2 separate regions of the Homo sapiens genome follow, and region 1 is linked to region 2. The links are chromatin loops, found by intact Hi-C in ENCODE. Cell type or tissue: CD14-positive monocyte. All regions are shown on one strand. Each heading gives the region's core, and the rest is flanking DNA. Links, peaks and the distances in the headings are about the cores only.

Evidence for each region. A loop is a pair of places that touch in the nucleus more often than their neighbours do. Peaks named below come from ENCODE experiments on the same cell type or tissue, not always from the same donor. Only the 100,000 strongest peaks of a DNase experiment are listed, where the experiment ranks them.
Region 1: it touches region 2 in a loop (3.0-fold over the local background); 13 of 110 quality-filtered maps call a loop at or near these places.

The regions. Positions count from the first base shown.
Region 1 is chr10:124,017,134-124,031,888 of GRCh38, forward strand. CHST15 (carbohydrate sulfotransferase 15) reads right to left here. Exons shown (of 8, transcript NM_001270764.2): 6 at 4,123-4,279. Among named protein-coding and RNA genes, the nearest start is that of CHST15, 69 kb to the right of the region's middle. RefSeq lists enhancers at 3,198-3,703, 3,704-4,210, 8,341-8,510, 9,216-10,212. In CD14-positive monocyte, for the core only: a CTCF peak has its summit at 8,752 (motif pointing right); DNase peaks (open chromatin) are centred at 8,238 and 8,768; H3K27me3 peaks cover 1,035 bases.
Region 2 is chr10:124,381,405-124,396,159 of GRCh38, forward strand. No RefSeq gene overlaps it. Among named protein-coding and RNA genes, the nearest start is that of OAT, 30 kb to the right of the region's middle. RefSeq lists a silencer at 7,813-8,102. In CD14-positive monocyte, for the core only: CTCF peaks have their summits at 6,248, 7,995 (motif pointing left), 8,205 and 9,326; a DNase peak (open chromatin) is centred at 7,957; H3K4me3 peaks cover 1,112 bases; H3K27ac peaks cover 649 bases; H3K27me3 peaks cover 1,209 bases.

The DNA of each region.
Region 1 (14,755 bases), core at 4,477-12,476, 360 kb before region 2:
AAACACTATTTAAAGCTATTAAAATAAACTGTGCCTTGGGTCAGGAGTTCCCCCCTGCCCTGCCTCTCCCTGTCCATCTAAACCCAGCCCAGCTTAAGCCGCTTCCTCCTAGGAGTCCCCAGTGCAAAGCCCACACCTGCCCCACTTTTCCCAGTCCTTTTCAGGCAGCCTCCTGCAGAGAGAACTCAGTGGTCCCAGGGCCTGCAGGGGAGGGCTCTGGCACCTTCTACGACCACATTAGCCGGATACCTTGCCCCTCACTGTCCTCATCTGCTGACAGTGACAATGACTGACTCCTGTCTTCCCACCCACCTATCGGGTTTGTTTTGAGAGTCACGCAGGATCACCAAGAGGAGAAAGTTTCAAAAGGCACAATGTGGTAGAAACGCCCAGGTGGAGACACAGGCCTCATTCCAAGCACACAACTGGTCACAGCACCGTCCTGCACCTTCTCTCTTGGACCAGGGCCTGCCACGCTGTGGGTGCAGAGTAGCAACCACTGAAGATCAGATGGTTGGGGAAATGTTGAAGCCAAACACACATCTAGGGGAAGCTGGGTTAAAAGGCCTAGATTTGGGTCCTAGATCCTCTGCTTACTGGCTGTGACTCCAGAGGAAGGCTGCCTCCCTGAGCCTCAGTTTTCCCAGTAGTAAGCCCCAGGCATGGGAGGGCCTGTGTTAAGGTGTAGTGCCAGGTTGGTGCTGAGTCTACACTGGCTGAATCCATCACTTCCCATCCGTACTCTGACCAGCACACACAGCCTCCTCGGCAGGCTCCACCTGGTGGCTCTTGTCTACCAGGAGGCACTTGGGCAGAGAAGGGAGCCAGGCAAACTGGGTCACCTGGCCGGCTGGGGCCGGGAACCACCAATGCCTTCCTCCTCCTCATCCCTCCCTCAGTCAGGGTGCTGGCCTCAGACAAGCCTTGAAGGCCGTGCACCAAGCTCTTCCTTCCCTGAAAGGAGGCCCCTATCAAAGATGGGACAACACTCCTATTTGGTTCCTCTTGGATTTTCCTTGGACTTTTCCCTCAAGATTCATTCCTGGAGGGGTCCTGCACCCCCTGACCCTCAGGGGACAAAGGTGCACCCTTGCTTCCCACACTAAAGTAGGCAAATCCCCCAGCCATGCTTTAAATTCACCTGGAGACAGTCTCCTGACGATGTCACACATTTTGTTTGTAATTACAGTTGTTTAGGATTCCAATTATATCATTTAATAATGCTGGGGAATTTCCTCTCTTTGCTTTGCATTTATAAATATTGGCTGATTAAGTGAGAGCATGAGTGCCAGCCAAAGAAGTGAGCTCGGAGCCACGAATCCCTGTAAAGGGAAATTATCTCATGGTCATGCACTGGGGGAGACACAGCCAGGCCTGTCTGTTCAGATTCGCCTCTGTGCCCCCGGATCTTCAGAGATTAGGATGTACAGGGAGGGCACCTCTGCTCTGAGCATTTTATGGCCAGCTTCAGAGGAGGAGGGGACAGGGAGGCAAGAATGGCCTTTCTGCTTCTGCTGTTTTCTCAAATGCCAAGCTGTTATATTTGGGGGCAGTGTGCCTTGAACCCCATCAATAGTGATGGCAGTTCAGCATCTTAGAAAGATGCCTGGTGCAACGGATCAAGGTGAGAAGGGGTCTGGGGAGGGGCTGTCTCCCAGAGAGAGGGAAGCTGTGCAGGTGGAGGTTACAATGAAAGGGCCAGTGGCTGAATCAGGGCAATAGCAGAGGGTAGAACAGTGGAGCTCTCTAGAAATACTGGGAAAAAGAGGGAAAAGGACTCGTGGGTGGATTGAATCAGGCATGGTAGGATGATGGGGAAACCCAGTCCGCGAGCACGTTCCCCGATTTGTGTGCCAACCTCGGCATTTGACCCATAATAGCCCTGGCTCTGAGCTGCTGCTATTACTGTTTATGCCAGGACTGAAGGTCCTCCATGCGAGGCCTGCAGGATGGAAGAGCCACCTGCACCAGGAAAGTGTAGATGTGGCACGAAATGGGCCTGGCCTGAGTCACAGCTGCAACTTGATTCGTGTCTGTCAGCACACTGGGCACCCCTCTCTGCTCAGCATCATGATCAGTGCTGGAAGAAACCACAACCCCACCTTGAGGCGTCATGCCAGCGCCCCTTTCCTCCTGCCAGCCCCAGCCCTGAGACCGCCCTCAGGGAGCTGCCTTGAGGACCGGGTGGGCTGCCCTGCCTGCTCTCTCAGACTCACTCCGTAGGGGTCCAGGGCCAAGAGTCACAGCTGAGAGTGGTTCTGGGTCACGAAGCCGGGTCGACAAGCTGTGCTGGTCAAGCCACACACAAATAGAGTTTCTCCGAGACCCTGTGTCCCCTGTGACGGTGGCCACAGAGCCATTGAGTCATTCCCCCTTTGACAATCATGGCCCTCTCCCCGACTGCTCTCTTCATCAAACCCAAGCACAAACACGCACAGGTTTCCCGTTTCTCCGGGTCTCCGTTTCCTTATGAAGGCTCCCTCCCGGGTTACATGAAATTTACGTTAAACAAGTATGTGTGCTTTCTCGCGTTAGTCTTTTATTATAGGTGCCTCAGCCATGAACACAGTAGTGAGATATTCCTTTTCCACTCCTACACTATCTTCTGCTTAAAACCCTCTGAGGGGTCCCATCTCTCTCAGGGTGATGTCTAGACTTCTTCTGAGGCTAGACCAGGTGGTGCGGCCCCATGTGCCACGCACCCAAGCCCCCTGCCTCAGTGCCCCCCATCTCCCACACCAGGCGGCTGGCTGCGTTCTGTATGGTAGGTGGTGCTGACCACTGGGCCTCTGCACACGCTGCTCTCAGTTCCCTGGCCAACTCTCCTTCAGGCCTCAGCACAGACATTCCCTCTCCTAAGAACCTGCCTGAAGCCCCGTTCTCAGGTGGTTCTCTGGTGGCCAGAGCTCCCTGCCCAGCCTCCATCTTCTCTCCCCGCCAGCTGCACAGGAAGGCAAGGACCACACCTGTCCTGGCATTGCTGTGGCCCCAGGACCCAGCGTCATGCAGGGGACATAGTGGCAAGAATGAACGCAGGAATGCAAGACAGACCCATCACAACAGCCTGGTACAGCAGCATTATTACCCCATTGTATGACAAAGCAACTGAGTCTCAGAAAGGCTGAGACAACTGCCTAGAGTCACAGAGCCAGCAAATGGCCAAGCTGGAAACCTGACCCACACCAATGGCTGGTTCCAAAGTGTACTCCTCCTACCTGGCACCAGAGCAGGCTCTGGGGTTACCTGTGTCCCTGTGGCATCTTCCTTGCCAAACTACAAAGTCCAACAGGGCAGCCTGGAATCCCACCTGCTGCCCCTGCATGCTGCCTCCCAGATCCCACGGCCTCTGTAGTAAGAAAGAGGGGGCAGAGCCTCTTGGCCTGAAGTCCCACCACCTGGGGGCTTCCAAGACTCCACAGCAGGCCTGTTGGTGCCTTGCTATGCGAGACGCTGAGCAGAGCAAGGCTTGTAAAGCCACTCTGGAACACGCAGCGGCAATGCTCGCTGCATAAGCCCTGCTGTTGAAGTACACAGCCAGCCCAGGGAGCCCAGCATGGAAAACTATCCCGGGGCTAAAAGGTGCTGAATTCACCAATAACAGCTTTTTGCATTCAAAAAGGCTAGAAATTTACAGACATAGTTCTGAAGGAAGAACAAGAGATACGATTGAGGAATCAACAGAAAATGTTTTTCAATTGAGACTCTGTCAAAGAAGCATTGAAAATCATTGATGGGTAGTTTTTTAAACCAACAAAACAATCCACCGCTCAAGAGAATGCTCTTAAGACAATTTGAGAGTTGGGTGTCCTCATGTCTGCCGATTCTAATTGCTGGGTGTCTTGCTAAATGGTAATCTTCCTAAAGGCACCCTCATCCTCCTGCTGAGGGAGGAGGGGGAGGTGGCAGGTGACCAGCAGGGAGGAAGGCAGGAGCCAGACCAAGAGCCCATCAGTTTTCAGCTTTTACATCCATGAATAATGGGGAACAGCATTTGCACATTAAAACGCTTCTCTCTGTTCCTATGCTGAAACGCAAACCCACAATGCCGCTTGCATAATAACAACAAACCAGCTCCTTCTGCCAGGGGCCAGCTCGGGGGGTACGGGGGGGGGGGGTACACACAGGCATGGCGTTGTTGAGGGTGTTGTTGTAGACGCAGGCGCGCAGTGAATAATCAAGCATGCAATTTTCAAACAGCTGCAGTGCTTCTGTCACTTTCTCATGGAAGTCGTCCGCGGATTTATTCGAACTTGCAAAGTAGAGATAGTCTGAGTACAACCTGTGAATAAAATAAATGCATATTTTTACCACCCATGAACATGCAATCACACCATTTGGGCGACAATGAAAATCAGTGTACAATTACATTATCTAGTTTTCCTGATTGAAGCACAACCACCCTTCTTCTTTCCCTTGCAGATGAGCCACCTCCCTCATCCCTCCGAGCTCCCGCCCTTCTCGTGGCCACCTAAGCTCTTCCAGACCCAGACATGTCTATACTGGCCCCACACAAACCACCAGCCGCTTTTATGGTGTTGCTTGTTCTATCATCTCAGGCAGCCTCTGTTTTCACAGTAACAGGGAGCTTCAAACAATACCAGATTACAAAAATGGTACACTAGCAAAGAGAAGCCATGAAAATTTTATGCACCTTCTCATTCCTCTCTCCTCTACTGAAGGGAACAAAAATAAGAGCATCTGTTGCTCTCACAATATTACAATTCCGCATGAAATTCCCACTACTTTGCATACGCATTCCTGACATTGAAAAAAAAATGATGAGATGTATCTTTCTAGGTTGGTAGGGACCTTGTTTTTAACACGATGTAAAAGCACCCCCACATATGCACAGGAATACCTGCAGACTTACACGTTTACCCGTGGACACAGATCTGTTCCTAGACACCACACACACGTATGGCAGAATGCTGCCGCACGGGAACTGATCGTCTTCCTTGACCCACTTCAGGCTCCTCTGTATCCTCCTCCCAACTAGACCTTAACTTTTTTACCTCCAGGTCCATCTCTGCACCACCCTATTTTAGCAAGAATCCTGCTGTTAAATAAAATGTATGAGAGGCTACTGTTCTGGACTGAGCTTCTGCAATAGGCCCCCACAGGCCAGAACAGAGTCATCTGTGCTAGGTGCCACGTAATTGAACTGAACTCGGAATGGGCCAGTTTCCAAAAAACCAGGGGATACACAGCAACCAGTCAGACGTCCCCTTTGCTTTAACCCTAGAAGGAAAGTCACTCTGAAATGAACAATCCACTCTCCGTTGCCTGTTTTTGCTTCTTCAGCCCGTTTCTGCCTATAAAGCCAGAACCTGGCTGGGCCCACAGGAGCACCTTCGTATTACAGGAATGGGATGCTGCCCTGTTCATGGACCGTGCTAATAAACACCAGTGAGATCTCTAAACTAAATTTGTCAAAATATTGTTTGTTGACACTGCTATGCTGGTTTAGCCAGAATCCCCCACCCTTGGTTAACTGACCACCCTTCTTATCTGATCAGGTTCCTAGTCCACCACCCCCAGGAGATGCCTGGCCACCTGGCCTGTCTCCAGCAAGAATCCCATCGGGTTGGTTTAGCCAGAATCCCCACCCCTTCCCCCTTGATGTTTCCCCTTAGTAATTTTCTAGCCACCAACCCCCTCGCCCTGCTCCTTGGCATTTCTTTTTTTTTTTTTTTTTTTTTTTGAGACAGAGTTTCACTCTGTCCCCCAGGCTGGAGTACAGTGGCGTGATCTCAGCTCACTGCAACGTCCGCCTCCTGGGTTCAAGCGATTCTCCTGCTTCAGCCTCCCGAGTAGTTGGGACTACAGGCGCCTGCCCACCAAACCTGGCTAATTTTTTTGTATTTTTCGTAGAGATGGGGTTTCACCATGTTGGCCAGGCTGGTCCTGAACTCCTGCCTCAACTGATCCACCTGCCTCGGCTTTAAAATCCCTACTTTTCCTAGTTGTATTCGGAGTCTCTCTCCTCTACTGAAAAACTGTCATGGCAGTCCCTATACCTACCACAATGGTCCTGAAGAAGGCCTGCATTGCCATTTTAATAAATGTCAGGGCCAGGCACAGTGGCTCATGCCTGTAATCCCAGCACTTTAGGAGGCCGAGGTGGGAGGATCACTTGAACCTAGGAGTTCAAGTCCAGCCCAGGCAACATAGTGAAACCTTGTCTCTACTAAAAATACAAAAAATTAGCCAGGCGTGGTGGTGCGTGCCTGTAGTCCAGCTATTCTGGAGACTGAGGTGGGAGAATGACCTGAGCCCAGGAAGTTGAGGCTGCAGTGAGCCGTGATCATGCCATTGCACTCCAGCCTGGGCAATGGGAGTGAGAACCTCTCTCAAAAAAAAAAAAAAGAGGTGTTTTTATCTTCAACAGAACATTCAGGGTGTGAGTTTCCTACTCTTTTTTCTCCTCTATCTCTCCTTGCAGCCCTTTTTGTCTGTTTTCAACCTTCCTGCCATATGTCCCACTCTCTTCTTGCACACACACCTGCATCTCTGGGCCAAGGGTGAAACTGGGCTTATGAAAAACATGGCCTACGTGGCTCCACAGGGTCACACTTCTCTCTCCTCAAAGCTCTATACTTTCTATTCCTTCAACTTCTCCAACCTGGCTTCCCCTCTTTCCAGGGAAGGCAATTCTGTGACTCTCATTCTGCACCCATGCATCCAGGTATCTGACATCCATATTTCCGTCTTCGTTTTTTTTTTTTTTGAAGCGGAGTTTCGCTTTTGTTGCCCAGGTTGGAGTGGAATGGCGCAATCTCGGCTCACTGCAACCTCCGCCTCCCGGGTTCAAGCAATTCTCCTGCTTCAGCCTCCTGAGTAGCTGGAATTATAGGCGCCTGCCATCACACCCAGCTGATTTTTTGTATTTTTAGTAGGGACAGGGTTTCACTGTGTTGGCCAGGCTGGTCTCGAACTCCAGACCTCAGGTGATCCACCCACCTCAGCCTCCCAAAGTGCTGGGATTACGGGCGTGAGCCACCACGCCCAGCCGCCATCCATACTTCCAAACGCTCCCAGACCTTCAGCCACATACTACCCTGCAAAAACTGTGCTCCCTTATAGCAGGGTCTGTTGCAAATGCGCCTTCTCCACTGCCCTCCCCTCTAATTGAGGTCATGATATGAGGAGCAGCATTTCTTAGGGACAGGCCCAGAAGCTATCCACCTCCGTAGCCCACCTTGGCACATCGGGTGCCTCTGACACAGCCCTCTAGAATTCATCCACGGCCAATGTCCACAGAGGACACCTCTTGGAAGTCTTGAGCAGTTTGAGATCTACCCACAGAGTTCCTAGAATCAAAACACCCACCGGAACAGGAGTGTTCCATCTACCACAGCCTGGCCAGCCAAACTGTCCAAAGAGACAGTCAGCAAAGGGGCTCGGTGGCCACTGAGTAGATTTCCCCAGATCCACACTCGCCTGAGAATATTCCCCAAGACAACACCACATCAGCTTATTACTGGTGTCCCCAACATCACCTGTGCTATTTTCCTTCTTCAGAATTAGAAGACACATCAAAACTGAAACACGGCATCTGTCGCCATAGGGTCGCTCATGGTTACTATGACCTAAATGGCTGGTCAATAAGTGCCAAAATCAGACACGCGTGAACCTTCAAGCAAGGTTTGGCTGTGTGCACTGAGGGGTGCCAGGTGGCAATTGGTCTGAGGGGTACCCTTCCTGGCTCACACATTTCCTATGAGTCCTGTCAATAATATGGCTCAGCCCAAGAAACTACGTCAATGAAAAGTAACAGATGCTTCTGAAACTGTCATAAAATCCCACGTTAAATAAGTATTCGAAGCCCAGTTTTTACCAAAGATGCCCACAGAACTACCCAAATTGTTTGGTGGAACTGGAATTCCATCACATAAATTACCTCACACAAACCCAAACACTGGCTGAAGGTTTCCATACTGAGAATTTTCTTTGTGGTAATAACATTTCTTGCAGATATTTGGCTCATAAATAAAACAAAAGCACCTAAGCTTGTCTTGATTTTAAATACAAAGTCACTTCATGAGGAATCTGCTGATTCCATACAATTCTTCAGAGATCAAGAAGTAATCCCTAGGAAAAACTGGGACATACCTACTGTTCCAACCAGGCAAGCCCACCCCTAGCAGGTGAAACGGCTGATTTTCATCTGTTTGAGGTGGGTTAAAGTGAACTCACTACCTCACTTCCTGTGAGTCACATGTACAGCCTTTGAGAGCCAGGCCACGCTCCTTCCTCGGCTGGATGAAAAGAGACTCCTTTGGCCTCTCAGTCACCTCTGGGTACTTTGGATCTGCTCAGAGAACTGGCAGTGGGCTTTGGGAGCCCCTCGAACCCCACTGCGAGAAACTATGCTGGGTCCCTGGCATCCTGCTGTGTCACAGACATCTGAACAGGGACTAGATTCACCACAAGCCATGGCCACCATCTGGATTCCGTAGTTGGATGGATAGTGGACACCAAAGAATTATGTCCAAGTCTGAAGCCCAGCCCCTGTGAATGTGACCTTTCTTGGAAATAGGGTCTTTGCAGATGTCATTAAGTGTAGGATCTTAAGACGAGATCCTCCTGGATTTACGGTGGTCCCAAATCCAATGGCAGGTGTCCTTATAAAAAGAGGAGAGGACAGACAGCACCACAGAAAGACGGAGACAGAGCCTGGAGTGCGGCGTCTATGAGCCAAGGAACGCCAAGGACTGCTGGAGGCCACCAAGAGCTGGGAGCAGGGGACGGCTTTTATCCCTTAGGGCCACCAGAGGGAACCAACCCTGCAGACATCTTGATTTAGGACTTCTGGCCTCCAGAATCATAAGAGACTACATTTCTGTTGTTTTAAGAAGCCAAGTTTGTGGTGATTTATTATGACTGCCCTAGGAAACCAGACAGATTTTAAACCCCAATTCTAAGGAAGACCAATTACTCCAAGGAGTTATTTTTGCCAATACTTCTCTGCCACCCTGAGACCCTGGAACAGTGGCCCTGAGGGTAGGGGAGGACTGGGGTCATGTGGCCACATTTCCCAGAAGGAAGCATGAAGGAAGGCAAATGCGGACAGGAGCACTTCCCTTCAGGGGAGCACTCAGACAGGGGAGCACTGAGACGGGGGAGCACTCTTTGGGTTCTCCCCAAGAATTAAGCGAATGCTTCCTAAGATTGTCTTCAAGTAACAAAGCTATCATTTCCCCCTTGACTACTCTCCAGGGGAAAAGAGTGAGTTAATAATCTTGGGTGGGGGAAAGCCACTCGGATAGGTTAAAGCCACTCAGAAAATGCTGAGAACAGCAAACATATCAAGAACAAGTATCCACTGGACGTCAAAAGGCCAGACAGGCACACTGTGGAACAAGATGAAACGTACAGAAACAAACTGAAATGTCTACCTTTTAGTCTTCAAAATCCACTATCCCATGAGGAAGTGGGGGAAGGAGACCAATGTAATGGAAAACACACAGCTCACGATCAATCATCACAGAACTGCAGGGGCACGGATGCAACCCCAGGATGCATTAACAGGGGCACGGCATGAGGAATGTGGGAGGGTGGAGCCAGGCGACAGGCAGCTCACGGCCTCAGCGGATGCTTGCTTTCAGTGCTGGGCACCAAACCTGGCTGCTCTCCCTGGAGATGCAAAAACTCAGCAGGAAGGAGCCCAGTCCCGAACTCCTGAAGGACTGACCAGCGGGCAGAAGGTTCGGGAAGAAAGCCTGGTTGCAGGCAAGGGGAAATACCTCCAGTCAGGGCAGGCTAACACGAGGGGATGGTCCTAGAAGGCAGGAGCAGCCTAGGCTGGAGGGAAGGAGGGCTCCAGGATAGCGTGGGGGCCAGGGGACATCATACCCTCCCAGCCCTGAGTTTCAGGGCTGCCCAGCCCCCTCCAGCTGAGCCACCTCATTTTCTTACTCTCAAACCATCCCGAACAGATGGGTATTACATTTGGCCAGGACTGTTTCCAACGACAATTCCAAATATAAGTCCAAATGCATTCCAGGCCTTCTGTGCTGCGGTTATTTTAGAAGGCTGTCGGCGCGGCCCCTCACACTGGGCCCGTGCTCATGGGGTACTGCTCAGCCCCTTTCCTGTGCAGTGCAGGGGTCCTGGGACCCCTGGAGGAGCGGTGGGATGGGAAATGTATGTTAGGGGGCATAGGGCTCCATCAATCCAGTGCCTCTGAAAGTGACCATGTCTCTCCCCAAGGGACAAAGGAGAGGCCAGCAGTGGCAAGGCCCTACTATGTAAAATCTGGATGATTACAGCCAAGACCACTGCTGGATTCATTCAGGGACACTTACAGCCAAGACCACTGCTGGATTCATTCAGGGACACTTACAGCGTGCTGTTCTGAGCCAGCGAGCAGAGGTTGGTGAGTTGATCACTATTAAAGCAGGAGCTGCTGCTGCTCCTCCCGCCAGGGCTCTGTGTGATTGCTTTCCGGGTTTAGTACCTGCAATGTTCTCAGTTTCCACTCCTGATGTGGATGCTGGGGGGTAGGGAGGGCCACCACCACCATGCCCTGTACAGGGTGCTGCATGCATGCTCTGCGTCTATCTTCACAACCCCATAATGAGATGTGGGCCACCCCATTTTACTGGGGGAGAAGGCTGACACTAGAGAGGTTAAGGAGTTTGCCCATGGTCACGCAGCCCAGGAAGCTCCAGGGCAGGGCTGGGACCCAAACAAACCCAGGCCTGCCTGACCCCAAAGCGCCTCACCCAGCTGGATGTGGCCCCTGCCCTCCGAGCTTAGGCAAGGAGACGAATCCACGGCTGACTAGAGTGGGTGCTGGCCGTCTGCACTGATAGTTTTCGGGTTTTGTTTGTTTAGGTGTTTTTATTATTTTAGGTGCACGGTGATTTGGAAGAGAAAGTCAATTCTTCTCCAGAACTACTTAATAAGTCACAGGAGACTGATAAACAATTACAAATGTAATAGAGTGGCAAATAAACACTTAGGATAAACGTGAGGAACTCCAATGCCACGGTCGGGAACAGCAAATGTGTTTACGGAACATCACATCCGGCATCTAGAAAAGTGACAGCAACAGCAAAAGGGAATTCAGGCATCTATCATGAAGCCGGAACACACTGCGGGATCTTGTATCTCTTGGAAAAGCTAATATTCCTTGGTGATCGCAATAGCTCATTAGAGTTTGATGGTTCCTGTTCCTAAGTGATGATGTGGTTGTTCATCGGCCTGGCCTCTATGTGGAGAACTCTGCAGGACCTGGCTCCAAGGCCACTAGTTTGGGAAAACCTCTCCCCATAGTGGGTTCCTCCTCCTTTTGTATTTTTGTTCATATCGTTTTTATATTGAGAAATGATCCACGTACCGTAGCATCCACCCATTTAATGTGAACAATTCGCCAGTTTTTAGTATACACCACACAGCTGTGTGAACACCACCACTCCCCAGTCCCAAGATGTTTTCATCACCCTGATGAGCGACTGCTGGTTCTAACACAGCAGTTCCCACAGGGACTCATGTCAGAAGTCACTGAGATCACCCAGCTCAAAAGGCACCCAAACGCACAAGCTTCAATCTCAGCTTCAGCTCAGACAAGGGCAGGCGCTTGGTGGCCTTGAGCTCTGACATGTCCTCCAGTTACTGCTCCACGTATGGGACTTCTCAGAGGGCCACCTTTGAGAAAAGATCCCAAGCTGGTGCTGAAGTTGCAGGCGGCTGGGAGCAGGTGACCATCCCTGGGCTGGCTCACCCCGGTGACGCTGGCCCCACCTCCCCGTGCTCCTCAAACACCCCCCAACCCCCCAGCTGGCTCCTCAATGACAGTTACCGGAACGGCCCCATTTCCTCAGGCAGGAGGACCCGAGATGGGGACACACTCATGTCCTCCAATTCACCCTCAACAACATCTTGCAGTGCTGTGGCCACGTGAGGGTTGTAATGAGAGGGAGCCAGGGCACCTGGCCTTGTTATTCTCCATTTGCTGGCATCCGAATTTAAATCACTGATCAATAATTCCCAGCCTGTGATATGGTGCCATCAATAATGATTATATATTTTTTTCCTACCAGGAAAAAAAGGCCATTTAATGTAGCTGAGACGGAGCCCTTTTGTTCCACTGAATCACAAACTGTGACTGTCTCATCAGGAGGCTGGATGAGACAGGACTGGCCAGGCCAGCTGATCTGGAGGGAATGTCCAAGGTCACCTTAGACTGAACACAGGGGTGACACTGGTGAGGCTCATTTTCTGCCAGTTACAAACATCCATGTTTGGTCCTAAAAACGCCCAAATGAATGGCAGGTGCCCTGTTTGTTGGGGCCATTCTATTTCCTACCAGGCCCTAGGTTCCTTGTGCACGAGTGGGGTTCCCAGCCCCTCTTTGTTCCTTCCAGAGCATCCAATCACAGGGCCCCGGTAACTGTTCACAGACTGGGAGGCAGCACTTCTCAGAGGCGACACCAAGCATCCCTGACATCTCCGAGCCTGGCGTGGTTTACAAAGCACCTTCTCGTGATTCACCAGTGACTCTCATGGCAGATGTTTCTACAAGCAAGAAAACTGGGGTGCACTGAGGATTGGCGGGCTACCCCTGGTTATAAAGCCAGGCGCAGGGTGTGGGCCCCTCACTGCAGGGCAATGGCCACTGCACACCGGGGCGGGGCCAGTATGTGACATGTGCTGCCACCCCCTCCTTCAACAGCGTCAACCTCACTAAGCAGCCCAGAACTCCGGGTGAGACAGGTCCCTGAACTGTGGCTGCCCCAGGGTCGTTTCTAAGTGCCCTCCCTGATCCCAGCCCAGCGGGCACACATCTCACCTTAGGATCTCTGCAGATACAGACACAACGGAGCTCTTTTTCCCTATAGTGTTCCTCCTGCTCGGAACCGTCCTTTCCAAACAATCATGTGGGAATACACAGGACTGCCAAGGACTTCACAAACATTTCCCCAAAACATAAACAGTGTTCAGCACTTGGGAGTTTTCAGCTTGGTGGTTTTTCTCCCACCAATAACAAGATGTGGCGCCTCACCAGGCAGTCCCTCCTGAACAGTCTTCAGAGAACCCCTTCACAAAGACCCGAGCTGTCCTTCTGGCCTGGGCGCTGCCAGCTCTCCCTCCCCGCTCTGTGATCGAGGCCAACCCCCTTGACCTCAGGTGGCTCAACAGCTCAGTCCTATTAAAGTGACCTCGTGCCGCTTCCAGGGCCCATATCAAGGTGTGTCAACAGGCAGCTTCTGGGAAGCAAAATGCCTGAACCCACCAGGAATCAATAGGCAGCTTCAATAAAGACACCGCACTACAGTAGTCCTCACAAGGACCCTTGTAATTCTTAATCTTCCAAAATCTTAGAGGAAAGGAAAGAGTGAGAGCTGGAGGGAGAGGTGAGAAAGAGAAATCGATCCGTGGCTATTGCTGCAACCTCTACATCCCCACGGCTTTCTCCTCATTCCGTCTCTTCTCCACAGAGGCGTTCTCCTAATTTCCCTTTGAGATGGTTTAAATCAATAATGAATCCCTCAGTGCTAGGAACAGCCTGCGTTTTAATCCTTGTGCAAATCTGTTCTAGAGAAAACATCGCATGACATTCCCAGTGCCAGGCTCTCTTCTGATTGAGAACACATCCAGGGCTTTCAATCAGTGCTTCTAGGGGCTGGGGGAAGTTGAGCTGTTTGGAGAGGGGCTTCCGGTGCTGCCTGAATAGCAAGAGAGATTCTCAAGTCAAAGTTCCGCTGCGGTTCGAAGGCATGAATCCGGCTCAGCTCCCTTCTGTGTGTGCTGGCTTTTGCCCTAGGGCGGGCATCCTGCTCCCTCTGATGTGGAAGTAGGTGAATGAGGTGCATCCAGGCTTAGGCATCCACAAATACCGGGTCCTTCCTATTTACAGAGCTTTGCAAAACTGGGGAGCCATCCTGCTAATAACTCACAGCCCAGTCCCTCCTGGGAACGAGCCTCAGCTGAAGAGACCACCAGCAGCAACCAAGGTTAAGCCTCCACAGGTGGTCCTGTCCAATGATGGGTGGATGGGAGAAGCCTCACCCAGAGATAGCTCTGAGGGGCTGCCCCAGCTCAGTCATTTACATGAAGCCTGGCCCTACTCCCTCAACTAGACAGAGGCTCCATGAGAGCAAACGGGATGGATTTTCCTCTCCTATGTACAGCTTGCATCTAGCACATCAAGGGTGTTCAATAAATACAGCCAGGCGTCACTTAACAGCAGGGATATATATGTTCTGAGAAATGCATCAGTAGGTGATGTCATTATGTGAATGTCATAGAGTGTTCACAGAAACCCAGATGGCACAGCCCCCTACACACCTAGGTGGCGAGGTACAGCCTACTGCTCCTATGCTGTCAGCCTGTACCGCAGGAATCCTGTGAGCAGTTGTAACATAAGAGTTAGAATTTATGTATTGAAGCATAGAAAAGGCACAATGAAAACACGGGATTATAACTTTACGGGGCCACCATCATATATGGGGTCCACTGTTGACCAAAACTTGGTTATGTGGTTTGCAACTCTGGGGAGTGAGTAAATGAGTGATCAGTTTATTGTTATTATTAGTAATAACTGATACCTAATAATAATAATAGTTACATATTTTCCATTTGTCAAGCACTGTTTAAACACGTTACTACAAATATTAAGTCATTTAACTCTCACTACCCTGGAGGTAGGACTATCTTCCCCCATTTTACCGATGAGAAAATAAGGCACAGAGAGGTTAAGTTTCTTGTCCCAGTTTACAGAGCAGTAAGTGACAGGGCTGGGGTTCCA
Region 2 (14,755 bases), core at 3,734-11,733:
CTCCCAGCCAACCATGTCAGAGCCAGAATGGACACCCAAGGACAGTAAAGACAAGACCCCATCTAGAGTTGGAAGCACCCAGAAGCCTCTGTCATCACCCTGCCCCAGCAATGCCACAGATGGGTGCCCCCTGGCAGAGCCACAGAATGTGTAAAGCTAAAATGAGTGTCCCGGCATCCAGGGTTCTCTCTGTAGTACCCGCCTCAGCATCCCTGGCCTCATACACAGCAGGTACTCAATAAAGGTGGCTGAATTATGGATTCTCAACTCCCAATGCTGGCAGTGGGTCAGCACTGAACACATAATCCCAACTGCATGGTCTGGTGCACTCCAGGAAAACAAACCGGTCAACAATTGTCACTAGAGGAAGTCAAGACTAGCTCAAGGTAGTGGACGGTACATCTCTTCATCGACTTGCTGATCCAATTGAATCTTCTTGCTTTGATCACTGAAACTTTGCTCCAGGGGTTTTCAACCCTGGCTATGCTGCAGAAGCACCTGGAAAGTCTGTTAAAATATGCATGTAGGCCAGGGGAAGTGCTTCACGCCTATAATCTCAACACTTTGGAAGCCCAAGAAGGGGGGATTACTTGAGGCCAGCCTAGGCAACATAGCAAGACCTCATTTCTAAAAAAAAAAAAAAAAAAAAAAATTTTGGCCAGGTGTGGTGGCTCATGCCTATAATCCCAGCACTTTGGGAAGCAGAGGCGGGTAGATCACCTGAGGTCAGGGGGGTTCGAGACCAGCCTGGCCAACATGGTGAAACGCTGTCTCTACTAAAAATACAAAAATTAGTCGAGCATGGTGGTGCATGCCTGTAGTCCCAGCTACTCCAGAGGCTGAGGCGGGAGAATCACTTGAACCAGGGAGGCAGAGGTTGCAGTGAGCCAAGATCATGCCACTGCACTCTAGCCTGGGTGACAGAGCAAGAATCTTTCTCAAAAAAAAAAGAAAAGAAATTTTTTTTTCTTTTTCTTTTTTTTGGAGACGGAGTCTTGCTCTGTCACCCAGGCTGGAGTGCAGTGGCACGATCTCGGCTCACTGCAAGCTCTGCCTCCTGGGTTCACGGCATTCTCCTGCCTCAGCCTCCAGAGTAGCTGGGACTACAAGTGCCCACCACCATGCCTGGCTAAATTTTTTGTATTTTTTAGTAGAGACGGGGTTTCACCATGTTGGCCAGAATGGTCTCGATCTCCTGACCTTGTGATTTGCCCACCTCAGCCTCCCAAAGCTCTGGGATTACAGGCGTGAGCCACCGTGCCCGGCCAGAAATTTTTTTTTAATTAGCCAGGCATGATGACACACACCTGTAGTCCCAGCTACTCGGGAAGCTGAGGCGAGAGAAGTGATTGAGCCCAGAAGTTTGAGGTTACAGTGAACTATGATCACACCACTGCACTGCAGCCTAAGTGACAGAGTGAGTGAGGCCCCGTCTCCAAAAATAATAATTATATATGTATATATACACACGTATGTGTCGGGCCCACCCCAGACAAGGCATACAGATGTTGTAAAAGTGGCCACATGTCCCTGGAGTGCTCCAAAGACTGAAGACCTCTAGCCTCACAGAGGGCCAGAGTGGTGGAACCCTGCCCCAGCTCTGCCGCCGACATCATGTGAAGTTGGTGCTAGGCAGACTCTTAGCTCCCTTGTCTGTAAAACAGACATCATAAAACCCTAAGGGACCAGGCGTGGTGGCTCACGCCTGTAATCCCAACACTTTGGGAGGCTGAGGCGGGCGGATCACCTGAGGCCAGGAGTTTAAGACCAGCCTGGCCAACATGCTGAAACCCCGTCTGTACTACACATACAAAAAAAATTAGCCAGGTGCGTGGCGGATGCCTGTAGTCCCAGTTACTCAGGAGGCTGAGGCAGGAGAATCACTTGAACCCAGGAGGCAGAGGTTGCAGTGAGCCAAGATCACACCACTGCACTCCAGCTTGGGCAACAAGAGCGAAACTCTGTCTCAAAAAAAAAAAAAAAAAAAAAAACTCTAAGCCCCCACTGACCAAATAGGTCCACCCCAAGCACAGGAATCCACTCTACAGACTTACAAAGCAGCTGCCAGTCACAAATATTATTTTTATTTGTGTAAAGAAGCATGAATTTGCTCCACGACACTCAGACTCAATAAATATCTCATTTGAAAGTTTTTCTAAATAAAATTAAATCTAGCTGAACTCCCTGACACACCCCAACCTGGCCACCTTGCCTGACTGAGGGCCCTCTCCCGACTCAAGCACAGTCTATGTACCACTGAGTCAGCTGCATGTGCAGCCCCAGGCAGGCACCTCACCCACACCGCCAGCCCCTCTGGCCAGCATGTGGAATCAACAGCTATCACTCTGAGTCTTTGCGATCCTAAAAATGACAGACATAGTTCAGGGTCTTTATTTTTTTTTTTTTTCGACCCTGGGTGACAGGGTCTCACTCTGTCACCCAGGCTGAAGTGCAGTGGTACAATCGTGGCTCACTGTAGCCCCAATCTCTTGGGCTCAGGTGATCCTCCTACCTCATGAATAACTCAAGATAGTGGAGGGTACATGTCTTCATCTGCTGGCTGATTCAGTAGGCTCATCTACTCAGCCTCCCCAGTAGCTAAGACCACAGGTGCATGCCACCACTCTGGCTAATTTTTTTTTTTTTTTTTTTTAGAGATGGGGTCCCACTATGTTGCCCAGGTTGATCTCAAATTCCTGGGCTCAAGCGATCCTCTTGCCTCAGCCTCCCATAGTGCTGGGATTACAGGTGTAAGCCGCTGTTGGGCTAGCTCTCCGGTGGCTGAGGAACTCACATTTATTTCCAGAATCTCCCTGGCCACTGATCCTTCATTTAAAACCAAAGCAGAGGCAAGGAACCAACAAAGTTGAATTCCTCTGCAATCAGGACACCTGGTGGCCCTTCTGGGCTCCATTCAGCCTCACAGGACCCCAGCCAAGACTTCTCTCACCAGAATGAAAAACCTGCCAAGCCTCGGAGGGCAGGATCCCAAGGGACAGCCTAAGAAACAGCAACCCACTTTTTCAATCCAAACTGTGAATTGCTTTAGGAGCAATCTGCTAGCTAAGCAAAGCTTTTCCATTTTTCACCTGTCTAAGAGCATTCTTCTGAGTCCTTGAGAGGGGACCGATGGGAATCCCAGCTCTCCCTTCATCCTCGTCACAGAATAATTCACACACAGGAATTCACAGGGCCAAGGCCCCAGTGAGAGGTGAGGGGCCTGCAGTAGGGATGTCCCCAAACTCCCCTGCCTGATGCCAGTCGGCAGCATGACAGGGACGGATGTGTTGCCCCGTAGCCAGTGTGCTGCCCCACAGGCAGGACAGAGAACGATGGGGACCAAACAGTGCCCCGGCAGCCTTAGCCTGCCAGCCCCAGGCCTGTGCCCTTGGTTAGCCCAGCACTGCCCAGCACCTCAGTGCTGGAGGGAGTCTCCCAGGACCCCCCTTGCTCAAGACCCCTCTGTCCTACCTGATCCCAGACCCCCTCTCTCTGCCTCTAGCAAGACCACTGAGCCCTGCTCAGCCCCAGGGCTCCCTCCAGCAGCAGTTGATCACCCCTTTGGCCCCCTCTTTTGCGATCCATTTCCCTCACTCCTAACCAGCCCAGAACAAATGCCCACTGGGGGCCAACCTCCATGCCAGGCACAGTGGGCACAAAGTCAAGTGACTTCCCGTGAACCCACCAGATGCCCACCAAGATGCATTCAGACCATTCTTAAGCAAACCAACTGCTGTCATTACAGGGATAGGAACTTCTCCAGAAGGGTCTGGAAATGACTCTCAGCTGCCATCACTGCTACATGGGACAAGAGAGTATCACGTGCATGCCTGGGCATCCTGCAGAGGGGGTCCCTCCCTGGGCCTGTCTTCATGCTATCCATCAGCACTTTTAAAGGATCCTTCTTCACTTTCCCCAGAACCATGTGCAGTGAGACCACAGGACATGGTGGCAAGAGGTTATCTGGACCAGAGATCTACACAGTCCAACCACCGGAGAGCTTTTCACAACCTCACATGCACAATCCCCACCCATACCCAGAGGCAGAATCATGGGAAAAAGCCCAGCCCTAGCGTGGTGTGACTTGCACAAGTCAGTTAACCTCTTGGAGCCTCAGTTTTCTCACCTGTGGAATGGAGCTAATAATAGACCTTCCAGGTATGAGATGAAATGAGAGACTCTGGTGCTTCACAGCCTTTCTCCTGACAGCGTACCTGGAGAATGTGAATGGATTTACACAGTGCACCGAGTACGTGAGCGAGCCTGCCTCCGGTCACCCCAGGGCTGAAGGGACCCCCATCTCAGGTGCAGGAGGCTGAGGGGCAGTGGTGGGAAGGCCTGATGGCTGCAAAGCACTAGGCAGAGGGCTGGTATATCGGAGGCCCCTCATGCAATGATGGGTTTTGTGGCTCAGCCAGGAGGCCTGGGCTGGGGCTGACGCATCGCCATTGTTTAAGGAGCTCCCCGCCTGACTCTGGAGCAGGTGGTCTGTGGGTCAGGTGTGGACCGAAAGGTTCCAGCAGCTCAGAACCAGCAGGTTCTTCCCCAAATAGGGTCACCAGCTCCCCACTACATGCCACCCCTTCCTGCAGCCCACACACCAGTAGGGTCCTCCCTGCCTAATTAGCAGGCAAATCCCTTTCTGCAAGAACTGAATGGGTCCCTTCTGCTGCGAGGGCTTCCCTCACACTGTCCCTTTGTAGCCGCCCAGCGTCTCAGCCAGGCCAAACTAGGTCCTCAGGTGTTTACTCTCCCTGCAATTTTGACTTTGCCCCTCTGGCTCCCACCTTCAAAGCTTCAAGCAGGGCTGTGGCGGGGGACTCCAATGGGGCTGAGTTTTCTGCTGGAAAAGTGGCTGGCCATGGGCAGGGCCTGGTCTGGCCACCCCAGACAGGGCTGTTTGCAGGGGGCGTGGTGACCCAGACAAACATGCTCTGGAGGTGAGACCACAAACAGCCCGGGCCCAGGGAGGCACTGAGTCCTCGCAAATGGGGTCAGGCGCAGCTGCTGCAGGCCCGACACCGCCCCTCTGCTCACCTGAAGGTAGAGAAGCCTAAAGAAGCTGGGAGGGGCTGCTCTCTCTGGAATGTACCACGGAGGCAGACATTCCTCCAAACAGAAAGGCAAGGCCCCTCCCACCCCAGGAGAGCACACCCGCTCTTCTACAGGGCAGGCTGACAGACCCTCTCCAGAGAGGGCCCTCTCCACCCACCCGGGCAGGAGGGTGGAGTCACAACTCGCTAACCCTAACCCCAGGCAACAGGAACAGGTGAGGGGGATGGGGTAGCAGGGGGCAGACGCTGCCCTCCCCTTACCCCAGGCCTCCAGACATTCTGGACCAGCCCAATCCCCTGGTCACACTTAGCAAACCAGCCAGGCCCACTCGAGGTTGGACAACATGGGGATGAAGTTTCCCTTCACTCCACAACACAGTCCGGGCTGTCCGGGACCAGGTCCAGGTGGATCCAGCCTCAGCACCCCACCTTAAGACTCTGTTAAGAGCTGTCTGAACTCCCTGCACCTGGGTCCTATGAACTCCGGCTTTTCAAGGCTGGCATGGGGATCGTAAGATCTAATGCAAGAACCGGCCCGCCATAAAGGACGGGTGATCATCACCTTCATTCACTCATCAGGCTGAGACTGGGGGAGAGACAGGCACCGGGCAAGTGAGCCCAGGATTAGAAACCAGGCCCCAGTCAAGTGAAGCCAGGATGAGGACATACCCCCTGGGGTGTCCCAGGGTGTCCTCACTTCCCTGAGCCCTCTTAAGTGGAACACCGATTCAGCATCCCCACGCAAACCACTAAAATCCTTCTTTCTCAACAGAGTCTTGTGGGATTGGTGGGCCTGGGGAGGGTACCTTCCTGCTGTCCCATGGCCCTGGCACTTCCTTGCCCTGTGCTGGGGGCTGGGAGGGTGCCTGACCAGACCCTAAGAGGGTTGTTCCCAGCGGGATTCCTGGTACCACCCAAACTCGATGAAGCCACCTGTCAGAGCAGGGCCGGGGCCCCTGTGTGTTTATCAAGCCTCAGGTGATCCCAGAGGGCTCAAGAGTTTGAGGTCGGGGGCAGAGGGAGCTACAGGCAGGACCCAGCAGCCAATATCAACCTCCCCACAGCCCGCTGCTCCCATTTCTACATGAGGACACTGAGACTCCAGAGGTTGTGTGACTGACTGGTCCTAGGTCTCAGAGCTGGTAATTTGCCTCCTGGGATGCAGACACAAGCTTCCACCTGCGGGTGTCACCCCTCCTCAGGCCCCACCTCCCCTCCCATCCACGAAGTCCAAGGTAAGTCCAGGACTGGGCCCTGGGCACCAGCCTTGCCCTTGGCACTGATGGGGTTCAGGACATGGTACCCCAAAATACAGCACCTTGGCATTTGAGGAAACAGCAGAAACAGAAAGGTCGTTTTCACCTCCCACCCTCCCTTCTCCCCTGAAGCAGGACATAAAACCCTCATTCAGGTGTTAGTCTCCCTATACCCAGAAGAAACATCCTCACCTCTGAAGACACAGGGATAGAGGAGACTGTGAACACGCAGGCCTGGCTAAGTCCCTCCATCTATTACCGTTACATCAGACGTTTTTATCCAATCAAACTTTTCTAGGACTATCCACTTTTTTTATCAAACCAAGCATAAAAAACACAGGTTTGGCTGGGTGTGGTGGCTCACGCCTGTAATCCCAGCACTTTGGGAGGCCGAGGTGGGCGGATCACCTGAGGTCAGGAGTTCGAGACCAGCCTGACCAATATGATGAAACCCCATCTCTACTAAAAATACAAAAATTGGCCGGGCCTGGTGGCATGCGCCTGTAATCCCAGCTACCTGGGAGGCTGAGACAGGAGAAACGCTTGAACCCAGGAGGTGGAGGCTGCAGTGAGCCAAGATCCTGCCATTGCACTCCAGCCTGGGCAACAAGAGTGAAACTCTGTCTCAAAAACACACACACACACACACACACACAGGTTTACACATTTCTTTGGGTCTTCATTTCCTTATGAAGGCTCCTGCATCCGGTAAAAATTATATTAAATAAATGTGTATGTTATTCTCTTGTTATATGAGTCCCAGGCAGGAACCTAGGACGGTGAGGAAAAGCTCTTTCTCCTCCTATGGCATCCACACACCCAGGGCCTGCCACTCCTGCCCAGCCCAGGACCGTCACTATCTCAGTGACCAGTGGACAGGGCTCAGCAGGGCCACACGGATCAAGGTGGGCCCCAGCCAGGCAGAGACCAGGCCCCGCATCCTCCCACCCCCTGCACAACTTCGGTCCCCCAATCACCAGGGCAGGTATGAGTAAGGCCATTGCACAGTGGCAAAAACTGAGGCCCGCAAGGGCCCAAGGACCACCACTCAGATCCCTCCGGGCACAGCCCAGCCAGGAGCTCCGGGCAGAGTCCCGGGAGGCCCTGCCCACAGGGTCAGAGCGCCCCTGCCCCCGGCCCAACGGATGCGCCTGTCCAGGATCACCACCTGTCAAGCTCGCTGCAGCGCGGGAGGTGGGGTGGACCCTTCCCTGCCCCGGAGCCCACACCTCTGCACGGTGAACCGAGGCGCTCCGACGGGTGCGCGGACAGCACCTGGCACTGAGGAGGTGAACGTGACTCCCACACACGCGGGACTGAACCAGCGCCCCAGAGTCCCCAGAACACGCATGGGCCCGCGGGGCCGCAGCCCACGCCCGGGACAGCCGCCCGCAGTCTACGCAGGGAGGGGCCGCGGGGCTCTGGTTTCTGCAAGTTCTGAATTGTCTCCAAGGAGCATATTCCAACGTCAGAATAATAAACTTTTACAGAACTGTATTGCTCTGCAGCGCGCGGGGGGACTCGGCCCAGCGAAGAGCGAGCGCCCTACAGGCCTCGGCGGAGGAGGGCACGGTCCCCAGCGCGGCTCCTGGCCCCGCCCACGGCCCCGCCCCAGCTCCCGAGCCCCGGCCTCGCGCACGCGCATCTCGCGGGCTCGCAGGACGGCCGGGAAGCAACGCTTTGCGGGCAGCGCCCCCTGCCGTCCCAACGCGCGTGGGGCCCTATGGCTGCGAGCAGTTCCGGCCAAAAGCCCCAGGACCCGGACTTGGGGTTATTGACTTGCGCGTGGGCGCTGAGTCTTGGAGGGGAGGGGACAACTCGCCACACCCCCGTCCTCTCCCTGGAGCTCGAAGCCCCTTTCTGCTGAAATGGGGCCTCCTTTTCTCGGGAAACTGACTTTGGGGGAAACTAAGTCTCAAGGGGATCTTAAAACCCAAGACGGGGGAATGGGAACCTCACAGGACGTGGGGGCGCTTTTCTGGCCATCTCTATATAAAACCTGCCGGGGGCCTCAGACCCTGGCTCCTCTGTCAGTTCCCAAGACCCGTCGCGCGCCCACCTGAGCCCGGTGCCCACTGGATGGGGGCTCAGGCTCACCTGGTCAGTCCTCACCCCCACCTCCAGAGACCAGGCAGTCATGCCCTTCTAATATGGCGGAGGTCCCAAAAGATTATACCATATTTTTACTGTGCCTTTTCTGTGTTTAGCTATGCAAATACTTAGCATTGTGTCGTAGCAGGCTGTGCCATCTAGGTTGTGTAAGTACACGCCATGATGTTCACATAACGAGAAAATCGCCAAAGGACGCATTTCTCAGAACATACACCTGTTGTGAAACCACCCGTGACTGTTCTGTCCTAATTCAACCCCCTCATTCGATAAAGGACAGAGAGGCATTGAGTTGCCAGAGGTCATCCTGGTTGTCAGAGGCAAAAGCAAAACCGAAGCTCTGAGCCTCGCAGCAACCACCCACGCCACCGCCTCCCGTCATCATCAGGAGGCCTCCCCAGGTTTCTGTCCCAGGGAGCGCAGCCGGTGGACAAGTCCCTTCCGCTCTCTGAGCCTCCAGTAACATGAAAACACTGGCAGGAGACCCTCCATGATTCCAGGATTCCTAGAACACTGGCAGGACACCCTCACCCGGTGATCACTCCCAGGTCACCCCACTGAAAGCCGGCAGCTTTCTGTATGGTCTGCATCCATGTTTTTCTATTTCTCCCAGGAGTAATTACTCCATTTGTTCACAGGTACACGGCTTGGCACTCAGGGGCCATAAATTAAAGAGATGTTGTGATAAAAAGGAAGGCAGGAGAGAGTAGGGGCTGGTGGATCCCACTTGCCCTTCACTGCCGGTCTCAGAGACTGGCCTAGGAGAAAGCCACCAAGATCAAAGGCCCCCAGACCCTGCATCCCCATGGATGTGCAAGCCTGAGCTGTCGGTGGTCCTCCCGAACCCTGCCTTGAGCCATGCTTGGCTATTCCACACAAGGCTTATTTGCAGCAATCATCTGCTGGGCTCTTAAGTATTGTGATGCAAATTATAAAAGCCATTTTAGTTCAGATATCTCATTAACAATTTGAAGGGCTAGGCTGATGTATAGAGAAAAAATCTCATTTGCAAGTTAATCAAAATAAAGGCTGGGGAGCTAATAAACCTCCTCTGAGCCATTATACATGCATGGAACACTGGAGTGAGCCCTGAAATATATTTTAAAGTTTTTTTTCCTAAATGGACTAAGCTGCTTTTAGATATATATTATTCATTTTGATGCCTCCTGCTGGTATTTTAAGAATCCATCCCCCAAGTTCAAAACAAATTGAAATGCTTTTACAGGCCACAGGGGCCTCTTGGCCAAGCTCTTGAGACAAAGGGAGGAGCTGTTCTCAAAGCCCCCAGTCCCTGAGGCACCAGGACCACCTACTGGCTCCCTCAGAAGGTTTGTCCAGCCCATCCAAGGCTCTTGGGCATCACCACTATTTCAATGACCTAAAGCAAGCTTGTGTTTCTGAGCCTTGGTCTCCTCATCTGTAAATGGAAGTAATAATACCTGGAGTGAGACTTAAGGCATTTGAAATAGTGCCTGGCACAGACTGCTGAATAAATGCTATTTATTTGAACCACTGTCTATCCTCCGGGACCAGCCAAGTGGTACTCAATAAACATTTTTGAAATAAATGTACCTATTAAAAAGCCCGCTGATGCCAGGAATCGTGTGCCTTATTCACCAGTAGACGTCAGTGCCCCAGCATGGTTGGGTGAATGACACCCTGCCTCACACTCAATACCCACTTTGCAAGGACTGCACATTAGAATCCCCAGGAGCATTTAATATCCAGGTGCAAGGCCCCATCCAGGAGATGCTGATGTAATTGATTTGAGGTGAGGTCTGGCCATCAATATTATTTTTTTTTTTGAGACAGTGTTTCACTCTTATTGCCCAGCCCAGAGCGCAATGGCACAATCTCGGCTCACTGCAACCTCCGCCTCTTGAGTTCAGGTGATTCTCCTGCCTCAGCCTCCTGAGTAGCTGGGATTACAGGCGTGCACCACCACGCCCAGCTAATTTTTGCATTTTTAGTAGAAACTGGGTTTCACCATGGTGGTCAGGCTGGTCTTGAACTCCTGACCTCAGGTAATCTACCCACCCCGGCCTCCCAAAGTGCTTGGATTACAGCCATGAGCCACCACACCTGGCCGATACTAATTTTTTAAGCAAGCCAGGTGACTCTGAAGTGCAGCTGGCATTGAGCAGCACAGATCTAAACCTATAAATGTCCCCTATATGCCTCCCCCGACCTCTGTGGTGCTTCCCCATCACATACAGATGTGCTGCAGAGAGCATGCTGGGAACTTCACAGTCCTAGTGCTTGAAACGCATTGTCACTTTCACCTCTGTTATTCTGGGTACATCAGATGTCCTATCCCAACCTCAGTTTTCTTATATGTGCAGTAATTAATTTAGATGAGGTATTCTGGAAGGTCAGAATCCAAAGAACAAGTTATCATTAGGGGGTGTGGAGAGTGAAGGTGGTGACTATTTAAAGTGCAAAAATGTACCAAGATTATCATCTTTCTTTTGCACATATCTAAATGTGCATCTGGGCACCACATACTCTGTGAGTTCTCCTCTACTTTGAACCACTCCTCCCCGAAGAAGAAAAATAACTTTTTACCTGAAGAATGTGAGCCCCTTTAAATTATCAGGCCCAGAAAAGTATCTAAAATATAATGGCAGTCAGGTCTCACTCCCCCTTGAGCTAAATAATTACCTCTCGAAGCCCCTTGCCATGCAGCTCTAGACTAACTGAAGCCAAATGGCCACAAAAACGCCATACATCCTGTACTTCAACAATGAATAGCCAATCAGTAACTAATGCCAATTCTCTAGACCAATGAAAATTCCTAATAAATAAGTTTTATAATCACCCCTTCTCCTGATTTTTTTTTCTTTATAAATATTCTCCAGAGCACTCCCCAAGGCAAACTGATGATGTATCCTGGGCTGCAGTTCTCAAGCTTGGCCCAAATGAGAAGATTTTTCTCGGCCCCTTTGCCAGGCACGCAGCAGGAGGCACCCCATCTACTGGGCCTGCCAGGCCGCATCTGGCTTGCACTCCGGCGCAGATCCCACAGCAGCTGCTGCTGCATGCTCAGGCCCTGGTGGGAGGGGGTATGTGAGTGAGCAAGTGTGGGGTCCAGCCAGCCATTCCAAATGCTGGCACAGGGGTGGGCTCCATGCGGGGTTTGCAGCTGGACCAGGTGTGTCACTCCAAGGGGAATGCAGTGGTGCCCAGGCAGGGGTGCCCATGACCCTAAAGCCCCAAAAGAGTGTTACAATGTGCTCATTAGCTCTTTTAGTCCCACCATCCATAGCCCAACAGACGGTGGCATGTTAACAGCTCAGTCAGCCCCTTGCCCCATTCCAGCCCGCAGCTCCGGGGCCAGCTCCGCCCCATCACTACTTTCCATCACATGAGGCATCTGCCCTCTGCCAGTGAAGGGCAGAGGGCCACAGTGTTACAGCCTTGTGAGTACCCATGTTCAGTGAGTCTGGAGTTCTTGTCCGTCAAAGAAGAATGAGGTCACACTGGCAACTGAGGGGTGGTGAGGGCAGAGAAGTTTATTAAGCGACAAAACAGCTCTCAGCAGAGAGGAGACGGGAAGGTGGTCTCCTCCAGTGTGGCTGAGTCTGGGGTTTTTATAGGCACAGGATGGGGGAGGGGCAGGCCATAGGTAGTATCAGAAAAGGCAACATTCAACTGGTCAAAAAGCGTTATTCAGAAAGAACCAATCGGGAAAGAGTGGGCAAATAGGAACAGAAGTTCTCACTCTGGGTCACAGGTTTCATCCAGAACCAACAGTTCAGTCTTTCAGACTTCAGGCTGTTTTTGGCTTGAAGGTGGTGTTTCACTGGGGACCGCCCCTATCAGCCTAGGCATTTTGTCTGCCTCCTGCTATCATGAATAACTTTATGATTATTAATTTTGCCTCAGCTTCTTCCTTTAACTTGACATCCCCTTTGTGATACAGCCAGGCTATCAGCTCTACGCCATCTCTTCCTTATCTAGATGTCACCCTTATCTGAAAGAATCCTTCTCCCGAAGCTTCCTCTCTCCCAAACTCCTCCAACTGTATGTGTTGGGGGTGGGGAGGGGGAGCTAGCAACTTATTTATTGATCTGTAATTCTGTGCCAGGTCCTCCACCAGGAGCTTGACCTACTCCATCTTTTTTAATCCTCCTAACTCCCCTGAAAGGTAGATAGCATCCCACTTCCTCACAGCTAAGGAAAGGGAGTATCTAACCACAGCAGTTGCCCTGATGTTCTACCCCAAATCCAAAGCCTGTGTCTGACTCTCCCTGCCTCCCGCTTCACCACCCCTCCACTTCATCCCCAGGGCACTAAGTGCCGTCAGCAGGTTCCTGCCCACCTGTTCACCACTGGACATAGGCCCTGAGGCCCTACAACCAGTGTGTACTGCATGAGTAAGCCCTAAACCATCAGCCAGAAAGGATTTTCTTTTGTTTGTTCCTTTTTGAGACAGAGTTTCGCTCTGTTGCCCAGGCTGGAGCGCAATGGTGCAATCTCTGATCACTGCAACCTCTGCCTTCTAGGTTCAAGTGATTCTCCTGCCTCAGCCTCCCGAGTAGCTGGGATTACAGGAATGCACCACCACGCCTGGCTAATTTTTTGTATTTTTAGTGGAGATGGGGTTTCTCCACGTTGGTCAGGCTGGTCTCAAACTCCCGACCTCAGGTGATTCGCCCACCTCAGCCTCCCAAAGTGCTGGGATTACAGGCATGAGCCACCGCACCCAGCCTAGGATTTTCTAATAGGATCACGCCACGCCCCTGCTTCAACCCCTTTCTTCAGTGACCCCACTGCTCACCAAATTAAGCCCAAAGGCCCTCATTGTCATTGGCCACCGTCTCCACAACTCCCTGTACTTTCCTACCTCTGGGTCCTCTCTGACTTTTAAAGCCTTCAAAGAATTTAGCAGGAAGATAGCTTTGTTAAAAATCACCTGCCCTAAGGTCATCTCTGGTGAGAATAACTGAATGCAAATTAAACTGACTCATCATAATAATAGTATGTCCTAAGGCAACCTGCAAATGTGGAATCTCCAGTACACACACACAGAGAGAGACTGAATTAGAATCTGCATCTTAAGGCTGGGCACTGTGGTTCACACCTATAATCCCAGCACTTTGGGAGTCCAAGGCAGGTGGACCACTTGAGCTAAGGAGTTCAAGACCACCCTGGGAAACATGGCAAAACCCTGTCTCTACCAAAAATACAAACCAATTAGCCAAATCTGGTGGCACACGGCCATGGTCCTAGCTAGTAGAGAGGTTGAAGTGGGAGAATCGCTTGAGCCTGGGAGGTGGAAGTTGCAGTGAACCGAGATCATACCACTTCACTCCAACCTAGGTGACAGTGAGACTATGTCTCCAAAACAAAAATCTGCATCTTAATAAGATTCCTAAGACAGGTTCTCAACCTTGAATGCCCTGGAGAGCTTACCTGGCCTGGGTGCCACCCCAGTTGTAATTGGTATGAGGAGGCCTCCCAGTAACTGCTCACTCATTTAAACGTAGTCATTCAGTGACAGAGCACTACCCTGACAGAGTACCAAAGACTCAACTCTCATACTGCTAAGAGGTAACTTTTTAGAACCTGGGGGAGGCAGGGAGCAATGTGACACAATTAACTTGAGTTTTTTTTCTTTGAAAAGCAAGTCACTTCTAGGGATTTACTCCATAGAAACACTGTGCACTTTTGCACCATTGTGAAAAGATATGAAGTGGTCACAAGTTTTATTCAAGTCAAATGGTCCCAATATGAGATGAAATTACAGTATACCCATATATGATGAAATACTAATTATTTGAGAATAAGACGGAAAAACATCCAAAATACTCTGTTCAGGTAAAAAAAAAAAAAAAGAAAGAAAGAAAAAAGAAAAAGTTGCAGAACACCACATATAAAAAGGATAACTTTAAAAAAATGATAAATATTAGTATATGCACAGAGAACGCGCTACTTTGAAAGGGAAGTATGAGACCTATCTTTTAGATGTATTCTTTTTATAACTTCTAGTTTTCTGTAGATCAGAGTTGAAATGCTGTTAGAAAACACATGGAATATGCCGGGCACAGTGGCTCATACCTGTAATCCCAGCACTTTAGGAGGCCGAGGTGGGTGGATCACCTGAGGTCAGGAGTTCGAGACCAGCCTGACCAACATGGTGAAACCCCATCTGTACTAAAAATACAAAAATTAGCTGGGCATGGTGGTGTAGGCCTATTGTCCCAGCTACTTGGGAGGCTGAGGCACAAGAATCATTTGAACCTGGGAGGCGGAGGTTGCAGTGAGCTGAGATCACGCCATTGCATTCCAGCCTAGGCAACAGAGCAAGACTCTGTCTCAAAAAAAAAAAAGGAA